2 separate regions of the Homo sapiens genome follow, and region 1 is linked to region 2. A link is a contact called in ENCODE Hi-C or POLR2A ChIA-PET data. All regions are on one chromosome and are shown on one strand. The core of a region is the stretch at or near the end of the contact, and the rest is flanking DNA. Distances in the headings are between cores, read along the strand shown. Region 1 holds the start of PRADX (PRC2 and DDX5 associated lncRNA). Region 2 holds the start of TNNT3 (troponin T3, fast skeletal type).

Region 1 (5,374 bases), core at 2,329-4,828, 160 kb before region 2:
CTTTTCCCAGAAGGAAGGGCCCCCTATGTTCCTCCTCGAGGGCAGCCGGCACCTGCTGGGGACGCCCACAGAGCTGCTCGCAGCGTGGTGCCGGGGACCCATACGCACCCAAGGTCACCTCCCCGGGGATCCCCGGTCCCCTGGGCACCATGACCCTCTCCACCATCAGCAACCCCGGGACCAGGACCACATGTGCCCATCACCAGGTCTGGGGACCGACGGGCCGACTGAACCAAGAGGAACTGCCACGACCCCTGACCTGGGTCCATTCTCATAGGAGGGAGGCCCAGCTGCCAAGGTCCCAGGACCCACAGCCTGGCCCGAGCCCCTCCCACTGGGAGACCCCGGCCAAACAGCTTTCTCTGTGCTGCCGCTTACTCCTCTGCAGAAGGGCGGCCAACCCCCGCCTCCCGGATGCCCTGAGGTCAGAGGTCAGGAGCTCTGGCACAGCAGCAGGGAGGGGGCAGCACTGAGAGGGGGTGCCTAGAAGGCTCCCCGTCCAGCCCCGCCCTGCCTCCCAGCAACGCGGAGCGAGAGGGAACCCACACGCCCACCTGCTCAGGTAGAAGGAGAAGATGTTCTGGTCCACCAGCTTCTGCTGCATCAGGTTGTCGAAGACGGGCAGCACGTTGTTGACGGAGATGCGGGGGTAGGCCATGCCCAGGATGCCATCGAACTTGGCTGCGATGAAGGTGATGCCTGGCTGCTTGGTGGCCTCCCCAAAGACCTGCCTCTCCACTTTGACACCGCCCAGGGCAGAGGCTGACGACGCTGACTGGCAGGGCACCTGCAGGCCAGGGCAGAGTCAGTGGGCAGCAGACAGGCTGAGCCCTACACCACTCCCTGAGCATGAGGCTACAAAACCCAGTTCAATGGATGCCCATCCCACACACGATGGGGCCCAGAGGGCCCAGAAGAAAGGGCTGGAAACCCTGAGCTGAACACCGCTGGGGATGGGGACACGGGGTATGGCGGGGCCCTCTTCGTGGAAGTCATCAGGGCTCGGTTTACACGAGATGGGAACCAGGCAGGAGCACAGACGGGCAGGCCCCTTGCTCCGCTCCCTGCTCCGACCTCTTACTCCCACCACCAATGACAGGCAGGTCCTGCTCCTGCCCTCAGCGCTGGGAACAAGACACAGCCTGGGCCAGGAGCCCGAGAGATGGGGAACCTGCCGACCCCATCCCAAGCTCACAGCCATACTGCCCCCTTCCCCTTCTCTGCCTGTCCCCTCCCCCAGCCCTGGATGAGGCTGCAGAGAGAGAACACGGCCAGAGCAGGATGTGGGAAGGGAACGACAGCTTGAGGCTGACACGGGGCGGAGGGGGCAGAAGAGGGCGGAAGAGGGCAGACGGGGCAATTTCCTGTTCAGGCTGAGCAGGGTCCAGACAGGAGGGCTCTGAGGAGCCCCCAGTACAGACTGGACTCCAGCCCAGCAGGGAACTGTTAGGAGCAGCTTCAGCTGGAGGAAGGGGCCCTCTTCCCGGGTCCCTGGGCCTGCAGGGGGGCTCTGCTGCCCTCCTGGCCCGCTCCAGAGCTGGGGGCTGTGTCACCATCCCGTAACTCCTGAACCCCTTGTGGCCTGGTCCACCCCCAGCAGACAGCTCCGAGGTGAGAACTCACTGAGGCCCAGGCAGGGTGACAAGGGCCAGCTCACCCTCTCCTAGGGCAGGGAGTTGCTCTGCACAGGGCCCTGAGGATGGTGGATGCAGGCGGGGCCCCCAACAGCCACTGCTGCTCCCCCTCCCTTGCCCTCCCAGGCTCCTGCCGGTGACTCTCCGCCAGCAGCCCCCACAGCGGGTTCCTGGTACATCCTCCCAACCCCAAGCCTCCCCAAGCCCTCGGCCTGCTGCAGGGACCCTGTGCAGCCCCAGGTCCAGCCCTCAACACCTGCTGGCACCTCAAACCCAATGTGCCAAAAAGAGCCCGATCGATCTGCCCTGTCCTCCCTCCCACTCATTGTGGCCTGACTCCGGGGACCCCTGCCCCTGTACCCCCTGGGTTTGAGGCTGTCCCTCCAGCCTGCACACAACCAGGCCCATTCCCAGACCCCTCCTCACCCTGCTGACTGCCCCGGCCACCTGAGGGCTGGGGTTGGGCTGGGATCACCGAGCCCTCCCTTTCAACCACATACCCACGGTGGGTGAACCCCACACCCTGGCACCCTCGAGTCCTGGGAAAGGCCCCAGAGGGACTCACCGACACAGTGTCCTGGCTCAGGTACCCGGAGAGGCTGCCCGAGCCATAGTGGATGTCAAACGAGGTACCATTCTTCACGTAGGTGCTGGACTTGTCGCTGTTGTACTTGTGGTGGATCCCTGCCCCGGGCGACAAGGGGGCCCGCCGGTCATCCCGCAGCCCACGCCACGGCCTTAGCCCTCCCATCCCCCTACAATCTACCATGGAGCCCGCACCCCCCAAGCTGCCTCCCCAGGGTGGGATTTGGAGGGGATCTGAGGCCCACCATCATGCCAGAGCCCCGGGACTGTGGGCTGTGACCCCGGGCCTCCCTCCCAGCCACAGCCGGCTCCCTCTGTGGCCACCCCAGCCCCAGCCCTGCTGAGAGCAAGACCACAGCTGGTGGTTCACCCAGAAAGTCAGTGGCTGGAGCAGGGTGGAGGGCTGGCCTGGCTCACGGGGCCAAGAGGCAGGAGAATTGCGTTGCCCAAGTGATTCCTGAGGCAGCCCTGCAGCGACATCCCGGAAGGGCAGGACCTGGGCGACGGGGCCAGGGTTCGTGACTCACAGCAAGCGATGTCCAGCAGTTTGCAGTGGATGGAGGGGACCCACAGGTTGGAGGAGCCCGTGTCGAAGACGACTGTGAAGCACTGGGGGGGCGTCCCGATGCCAATCTCCCCGTAGTACTGGGCCTGGCAGGGGACAGGGTCCGTCAGGGATGGGAGAGGGGGCCCCATCTCCCCACTGGGCCTCAGAAGGCCCGGCTGTCCCCAGAGCCAAGGCCCATACTGGAGGGAGGGGCATCACGGGGCCCACAGCTGCCAACAGCCACCCACTCCCACCTGCTCAGCCTGCAGGGAAGATGGGCCAGGTCCCCAGCCCTCGGTCCTAATGCCCACGGGTACTTGGGGTCTCTAGACCCCTGGCTTCTGTCACCTACCCCTGCTCAATACATGGTGAGGCTGAGGACTTCCCCACGGAAAAGACAAGGCCAGAGGTCAAGCCAGGGTGGGGACAGACGTGGCCCTCAGCCTGAGCCCCGGGTGCAGGAAAGCCCGGCCTGGAAGACTCCCCTGGTGGCCCGCAGTCCAAGGTCTGAGAAAGGAAGTGACTTCCTCCCCAGGTTGGGGCCATGTCAAGGTCTGATTCTGGGTGTCTCAGTGCCTGCCCTGCCCTCCAGGGTGAACCCCAGGCTTGGAGGGCTTCCAGGCAGAGGGGTTCAGCTGGTCAAGGGGAGAAGGTAAGCCTTACAATCACTGCCTGCCCAGCAACCCTGCCTTAATGGCCCAGGGCCTCAGTTTCCCCGTGTGTACACAGGGATAGCAGGCGCAGGTGGGGGTGCTGACTCAGGGATCAGGCAAGTACAAGGGGTCCCATGCCGCCGAGCCTCTCAGGAGGCAGAGAGTAAGAGGGTCCTGGAGTTTGGGGTCGCCTGGGCGCCCGCTTCCCCCAGGATTGGAGCCTGGGCCACCGTCAGCCACCAGATTCCTGGCACCAGCCCAGCCCAATGTTTCTCCAACCGCCTGGCTTCACGGAGCAGCAGCAGCTGCTGACTCATGGCCCCACAGAAGTGACCACTGGCAGGGGGACACTCAGCAAATTTCCATGTGTGTGTGTGCATGTGTGCGCATGCGTGCATCTGCTTGCTCGCGCGCTAGGACAATCAGGAACTGGCCAGTCGGGACCAGGCACACGGCGCCTGGTTCCCCCCAGGGCCCCCCTGGCCCAGTCACATGCCTGTGAGTCTTGGGCTTCCTGTCACAGCCAGGACTCGGGCCAAGCAGGACAGAGGGCAAGGCTCCCCCACAGTGGGCCAGAGCCCCGAGGCTGGACAGTAGGCCCTGGCCTCGAACTGACCCCATAGAGCTGGGACCAGGCTGACCAAGCCCCAGCTTGCTAGGTGGCTTCCAGAGTGCTCCACCTTGGATCCTGCTTCCCCCTGAAGGAGTAGTGGGCACAGGAGGGGCTGTTGCGAGAGGAAGAAGATGGGGAGGGGCTGGGGAGGCCACGAGTCACCACAGGCCTCCCAGCAGGACAGCAGTGAAAGGCTCCAGGTCAGCCGGCCACACTCAGGCAGGCCCAAGGACCGCCCCCTCAGGCGAGCTGGCACCAAGGCCCGAGGCCACTCCCAATCACCCTCCCAGGCCCTAGCAGGACCAAGACCCTGCAATGACAGGGGCCAGTGGCAGGAGGTTCCAGAATGGGGAAGAAAGGAGTGTGGCTGAGCCGGGACGCCACCGTGGCCAGGTGAGCCACTCAAACTGCGCTGCTGAGAACAGGAGGTGGGAATGTTCCCCATACTGCCACGGAGCTCTCCTGACAGTGGCTCCGCTTGCAGCAGGGCTAAGACCTCATACTCACGTCCATGTAGTTCTTGAGCACCTCGGGAATGGGCCCCTCGGTCACGGCTGGCACCGCCTGGGAGTACTTTGAGACGGGGCCTTTGGCAATCAGGTCCTCCACAGAGCCCCCAACCTCCGACATGGTCCGGCGGATGGACGTGAACTTGTGCAGCGGGATCCTGTCAACCACGGGTCGGGGCATATCAGGGAGGCCCTCCCGCCTGCCGGCCGACGCTGCCAATGCTGCACATCCACCTGGAGGCCCCTGGGGAATCTCAGAGTCGCCACAGCCAAAACCAAACTCCTGCCTGTCACCTGGAAACTGCTGGCCCAGCTCCCCCAAGTCAGTGAATGGCAACCCATTGCCCCCCGCCAGGTTGCACAGGCCACAGTCCTAAGAAGTGGTCACCCGCCACCCACCTCAGCCCCACACACCCAACCTGGGGGCCAGTGTGCCCAACCCTCCTCTCCTCAGCCATTCTGGAGGCTCCAAAGCCCCCAAGGGTCTCCCGTCCTCCCTCTGCACCTGCGCTGGTCTCTTCCAGGATGGTGGCCAGCATGGCTGCTCAGGGTGCTGGCGGGTACCTGTCACTCCTGCCCAAAGTGCTCTGAGGCAGCCCACTGTACCCAGCCCCCATCACACCTGCTCTCCACCCCCAGACACCTGCACGAAGGTGGCCCCACCTCCAGGCTGGCACTGGCAGCTCTGCCTGGCCTCCTCTGGCCATCAGATGGGCCCTCCACACCACCTCCAGAAGCCCTCCTTGACTACCTGTCCTCCTCCACATGGACCCTGTGGCTGCCCAGTGCCCTCATCCCACATCTGTTTCTGGGCATCCGCACCTCTCCTCACT
Region 2 (5,455 bases), core at 1,162-3,661:
CCTAGATTGAGGGGCCCCGGCCACCATCTGGGGGCCACCCAGGCAGGGAGCTGCAGCCAAGACACTCAGGAGGCCATCCTCCCTCCCACAGCCTGCTCCCCACTCCCTGGGCTTGGCTCAGCATTTGCCAATTTCAGAACCCCCCCATCCCCCAACAACTGCCCTAGAGCCAAGGCCCCGTGGTCCGTCCTCAGACTCCTCCTGGGTGGAAATGCGTCCCCAACCCAGGCTGGGCCTCCCTTGTGCCCTGCCCCCACCCAGGTCTACAGTCCCCCAGGAGGCCCCTGCCCTGCCTCCTCTCCTTGGACCATCCCGGTCCGGCCAGATGGCAGCAGGGCATGGGTTACCTGGTGCAGGCCCTCGAGGCCGCTGGTGCCTGCTCTGTGCAGTCCCTGCTACGCCTCAGGCCCAGCGCCCGAGGGGGAGGTCGCCGATACCCAAAATAAAACCTGCCCTATCCCTCTGACCTCAGCTGGCTGGGCGGAGAGCGCCTGCCAAAGCTCCAGGAGCTGGGCGGGCAGCACCTTCCCCTGCTGGCCACACGGGGCCAGTGCAGGGTTATGGCACACCCACCTTCAGGTGCGCCCCTCAGGACCCCTGGCCTGGGTGAGGGCTTGGGTGGGCACAGGCTTCCTAGGCCTGCAGACTGAACCACGTGTAACCAGAATGGTGGGCTCAGGGCTCCGTTAGAGAAGCCGGCAGAGCGAGCCTGGAAAAGGAGGTTGGCCCCACCATGGGAGAGGATGGGGTGGGCCCGCTGACCCCCAGGGACCCGCTCACGTGCCTCTGAGGGAGCAGTTCTGCAGATGTCCCCAGTGGGCAGGAAGCTGGTCACAGATATCCAGGGGCCAGGGCTGTTTGTGGCCCCCAAAGCCTTGCCCATCGAGGACATGGACAGGGAGGGGAAGGCGTGGAATGCAGACGAAGCCACAGACCCAGAGCAGGAGGACGGCGACGTTCCCAGCAACCCCAGCTCCAAGAGCCTTCCCAGTGCCGGGCACTCAGCGGGAGGCAGGCAGGGGACCGGCCCTGTCCTTTGAAATGGCAGCCTGGGGCCAGCCCGCCTTGTCGTGTGACCCCAGGCACACCTTGCCTGTCCCTGGGCTCTGCGGCCTCGCTCTTCCATGGAGGGGTGGAATGAGGTGCCAACCACAGCCTTCCGGAAGGCCCCCGACCCGGCCCCAGGGCACTGTGAGCCCCTGCCGGGTTATCCTGTTGTCCCTGACTCTAAGCCTGGGGAGGACAGGGACCTCATCTGTGCCTCTCGGGACTCACCCCTGTCCTGGGCGCTGGCCAAGAAGGAACCAATCTGTGCCTGAACCGAAGAGTTCCGCAGACACCACCGCCCACGCTCAGCCTGTGGGGTCTGAGGGGAGTGAGGGGGTGGGTCAGGGTGCCAGACTGCTCTCCCCCACCTGGTGCCTCAGTTTCCCTGATCCAAGAGGCAGGGTTATCCAATCTGGTGGCCTCACTGGCCAGCATACAGGCCATCAGAGGCCAGGAAGGATGTCTGCTAGTCGGACGGTGCCACCTGGAGTCCTGAGGAAAGAAAACCAGTCTCCACACGCCACAATGAGCCTGTGGGAGATGCTGGCACAGATGGTAACGGCCACTGCGAGTGCCCAGGGTGGGGCCCCAGGGTTAGAAAGGGCCTAGAGGGAGGACCCAGACCCTTACCCAGCAAACTCCATGTGTAGCCCCCTGCAATGGCAGCAGCCCCGGGGGGAGGTATGGCAGACTCGGACTGCAGCCAGCCTGGCCATGTCCCTCGCCCGCTTATTGTGTAGGCCCCAACGGTGTCTAGCCAGGAAAGCAGAGCTGGCCTCTAAGAGGGTCTCAGATAGGGTGGGGGCCTGGCCTCAGTTCCATGGGGGGTCTCCGAGGCCTCAGGCTGCTTCCTCCCCGGGGGAGACAGCGAAGGGCCTGGGGCATTGGGCCGGGCGGCGGGAGGGGACCCCGGCTGTGCGGACCCTTTTCCTGGACAAATGTTTACTCCCACAGAACATCTCAGAGAGAAGGGGCGGGGGGGTGGGAAACCCGGCAGCCTGGCTCTGGGGACCCCCACACTAGTTTGGCCCAAAGAGAGCCTCGGCTTGGTGCCCCGGGGCCACCCAACACCTTCCTCCTCCCTCCTCAGCCCATCCAGAATGTACCCGCTGCTGGGAGTAAAAATAGCAGCTGACACCTCCTGGAGGCGGAGGGAGGACCTTGCCTCCTTCTCCAAGCACGTCCTCTGCATCCTGGCCTCCTTCAGCCTCCTCCTCTGGCCATTCCTATACTTGGTAAGGGGCCTGCACGGGCATAGCCCCCCCCAGCAAGACTCCGCACACACCCCGGCCACCCAGTCACTGGCCAATGGGCTCCTAGGAAGATCAAATGTCACTATAACACGAGGGTGTGAGCCGGGCGCCAGTGCCTGCAGCCGGTGCTGTCCACAGGGAGCTCCAGCCCTTCTCACACTCGACCCGCAGGTGGGTATAGGCAGGAGCGGCCACCCAGGACTGGGGCCGACGGGGCCTCCTGCGTGCGGGTGGACAGCCCCTCGTTCCAGGGACACTCTGGGGTCCTGGGGCGCTGAGGTCCCAGGTCCGTGTGGTGCCGAGCATCTCGAAGCATCATGGCTCGGAGCCCCCAGGTGGCTGCTCCAGCGTCCGGAGAGTCTGGGATGCGGACATGGTGGTGTGATGGTCTCAGCACCGGGAGGATGCAGAAGAAGGCAGAGTGTGGGAGGCCAGGAGGGGGCAAGTCGGGGCTCAGGGAAGCTCAGTGCTAGGGAGTGGCCTGAGGGCAGGAGGCAGAGAGGTGCGGGCTGTGAGCGGCAGGGAAGAGGCTGTGCAGGGGTGCTGCCAGGGCTTAGGTTGCCAGCTTGTGGTCGCCATGCAGACATTTGCCCAGGCCCGTCCTGGCCTTGCCATGCAGCTCTCGCACCTGGGCCTCCAACACCGCCATTTTGTAGAGATGAAAACGAGGACAGGAGGGCAGGGGCTCCTGTATGGCCAGCCCGAGTGTGTTGGGGTGGGGGCGTCTAAAGCCCACGCAGCCTTGGGGGCCAGCGTCTGGAGGTGCAGGACAGAAGTGGACAGGGGCTGGACTGGGGCAGGACGGGGCAAGAGTGAGGGGCTGGGCTTCATCGCGTCCCCCTGGCTGGAGGCTGGAGAAGCTGGCGCTCGTAAGAGCCCCCACCCACCCTCCCTGCCCTGGACACGGTCCCCCTGACTTGTGCCGTCTGATCAGGCCTTGGCTGCCCCTCCTGAAGTCCACGGAGGGACATGGGGCAAAGCAAAGGTTGGCTGGGTGGAGAACAGGTCTGGGGGCATGGTCAGGGCCACAGCAAGCAAGGGGCAGCGGCTTTTGCCTCCCCACCCTGCCCTGGCCCCGTCACCTCCCAAGGAGGGAAAGGTGATGCATACGTGCCCGAAGAAACTGACCGCATAGGTTATTTTCACGCAGCCCCTCCAAGGCAGGCACTAACTGGACACCTGCTTTGCGTCTCAGCTGTTGAAATGCCATCCCCTGCCCCCAGCACACCCCTGCCCCCAGCACACCCCTGCCACCAGCCCCTCCCCGCAACAGAGGCAATGACACAGGCCATACTGGGGGGAACAGAACAGCCTTGTGTTGCTTCCAGGCGCTCAGCAGAAAACCAGGTGCCTCAGTTTCCCCACTTGGAGAGTGGGCCTTTCCAGCGCACGTCGGGGGGCCTGGAGGTCACCCTGCCTGAGGGTGTTGGGGCACCCATGTGACTCTGGCCTGGGGGGACAGGAGGGAAATATGAGGAGCTGGGGAGGGCCTGGGTGCCCGAGGGTGAGGGGGCAGCTGTGGGCCAAGGAGGGCTGGGCTGTCACACCCGCCTCACCCACGTCTTGGGTTTCTGGGCAGAAACGTCTTGCCTATTTCTGGACACCTCAGCTGCCACTGGCTCCTTATAAATAACCCACCCCAGGCGAGGGCCACGCTGCCCCCATCTTGTGGCAGCCGACAGGTGTCTGCCCCGCCAGCGTCGGGCTGGGCACAGCAGGGCGGGGCCAGGCTCCGCTCCCTCCCTTCACTGACCCTCCTCCTCCTTACAGAGGATGGCCCTAGAGGAGTCTGTGGCGTTTGGGGCCTGAACCAGCTGGGAGGACAGCACGAGGGGCTGGTGGGCAGCCTGGGACTGGGTCACACCGGGGGCCTGGACAACACTGGCTCGTGGGGCTGAGGACTGAGGAGAGCCTGGCCCAGCCGTGGCAGTTACAAGAGGCTTAACCTGAGGGGCAGCAGAGTCTCAGGAAGAGATTCTGGGATAGGAAAAAGCTACCCCCGTTGCCTGGAAGACAGCTATCTGCTGGGTAATTTTGCATGGAGCTTAAGTTGCTCTGGGAAAATTAACATTCTTGACAGAGGGTTTGGAAAACGGTTCCCACCTCAGCAGTGCAACGTAGATGCATTTTTAGCTGATGAACGTGTGTTTTCCTTATACAACACTCCCAGGGGGGACCGTAGCTATTGTCTTCGAGTAATCTGTACTGTGTTGTAATGAACTTTGTTTTCTAAAACCCTGGCCAACATGCCGGTGCAGCTGCTCAGAGCCTCCCCAGGCCTGGCCGCCCAGTGTGCACGGTGGCCAGCTCACAGAGAGACGGTCCCCAGCATGCTGGCCTGGCGCCACCACCGCACATGGACAGGGCAGCCAGTCCTGGGCATGGAGCTTCCCCTAGACAGGGACAGATCCAGAGCATCCCCGGGACCAGGGAAAGCGGCCACAGGGAGGGAAATGGGGGGGCTGTTCTGTGGGCTCCTGCAGTCCAAGTATGCCTTGTACAGAGCCCGGCCCGGGGGGGTGCACGGGAAGCGGCCCAGACCCAACCCAACGTGCTCTGGGGCTCAGCCTCAATGTTTTCAGGGTACAGGGGTAACAAGAAGGAACAGCTTCCCTGCTCTGTGATCTTGGAGGAGGGGTCCTCAGAGGGGTGTGGTGGGACACACTCTGGGCACCCCATAGGAAAACAGGCACAGAAGGGAGCTTTGGGCTCAAATAGGGAAGAGGGGTTCTCATGGGGAATGGTAGGGTGAGCAGATTACTCATCTTGGGGAGCCAGTCTCGGTCATCCAGGGGCTCCCAGGGAGACCCCACCTACACCCACTGGGCAGAGAACACCCAGAGACAGGTTTCAGCTCCATCAGCGGGACCTTTCCAGTGTCTAGAGCGGGCTGGACGGCACACGGCCTGCATTCTGGATGACCCTCCTCAGGGGACGCCACGGAGAGGATGTCTGCCCTGGGTGGGGGTGGACGCCACGACCTTCCAACATCCCTTCCAGCTCCAAGATTCCAAGCTCCAGTCTGGAGCCAGGGCAGGAAGAGGGGACAGAGTCTGGGGCGCCAAGAGCTGGGAGGGGCCAGGAGCCCTGGAGAAAGGGGAGGCCCAAGGAGGTGGACTCACCCAAGGCCAGAGCTGGCCCCCAAACCCTGCCCG

The links. Hi-C counts contacts between places; a loop is a spot of excess contacts on that map. ChIA-PET counts read pairs that join two places held with the same protein, here RNA polymerase II (POLR2A). Pooled maps may share reads with other maps.
Region 1: a pooled map shows a loop between it and region 2 (3-fold over the local background). The contact joins the promoter of PRADX here to the promoter of TNNT3 in region 2. A Hi-C loop is called at or near these places in 4 of 50 pooled maps. POLR2A ChIA-PET finds 5 or more read pairs at or near these places in 2 of 52 experiments (MCF 10A and activated T-cell).

What each region holds. Positions count from the first base shown.
Region 1 is chr11:1,756,770-1,762,143 of GRCh38, forward strand. It overlaps PRADX (PRC2 and DDX5 associated lncRNA), which reads left to right and starts at 3,579. Exons shown (of 2, transcript NR_182291.1): 1 at 3,579-4,425; 2 at 4,550-5,374. CTSD (cathepsin D) reads right to left here. Exons shown (of 9, transcript NM_001909.5): 2 at 4,540-4,699; 3 at 2,747-2,870; 4 at 2,200-2,318; 5 at 555-787.
Region 2 is chr11:1,917,292-1,922,746 of GRCh38, forward strand. TNNT3 (troponin T3, fast skeletal type) reads left to right here and starts at 2,412. Exons shown (of 16, transcript NM_006757.4): 1 at 2,412-2,471. It also overlaps a transcript of PRR33 not described here.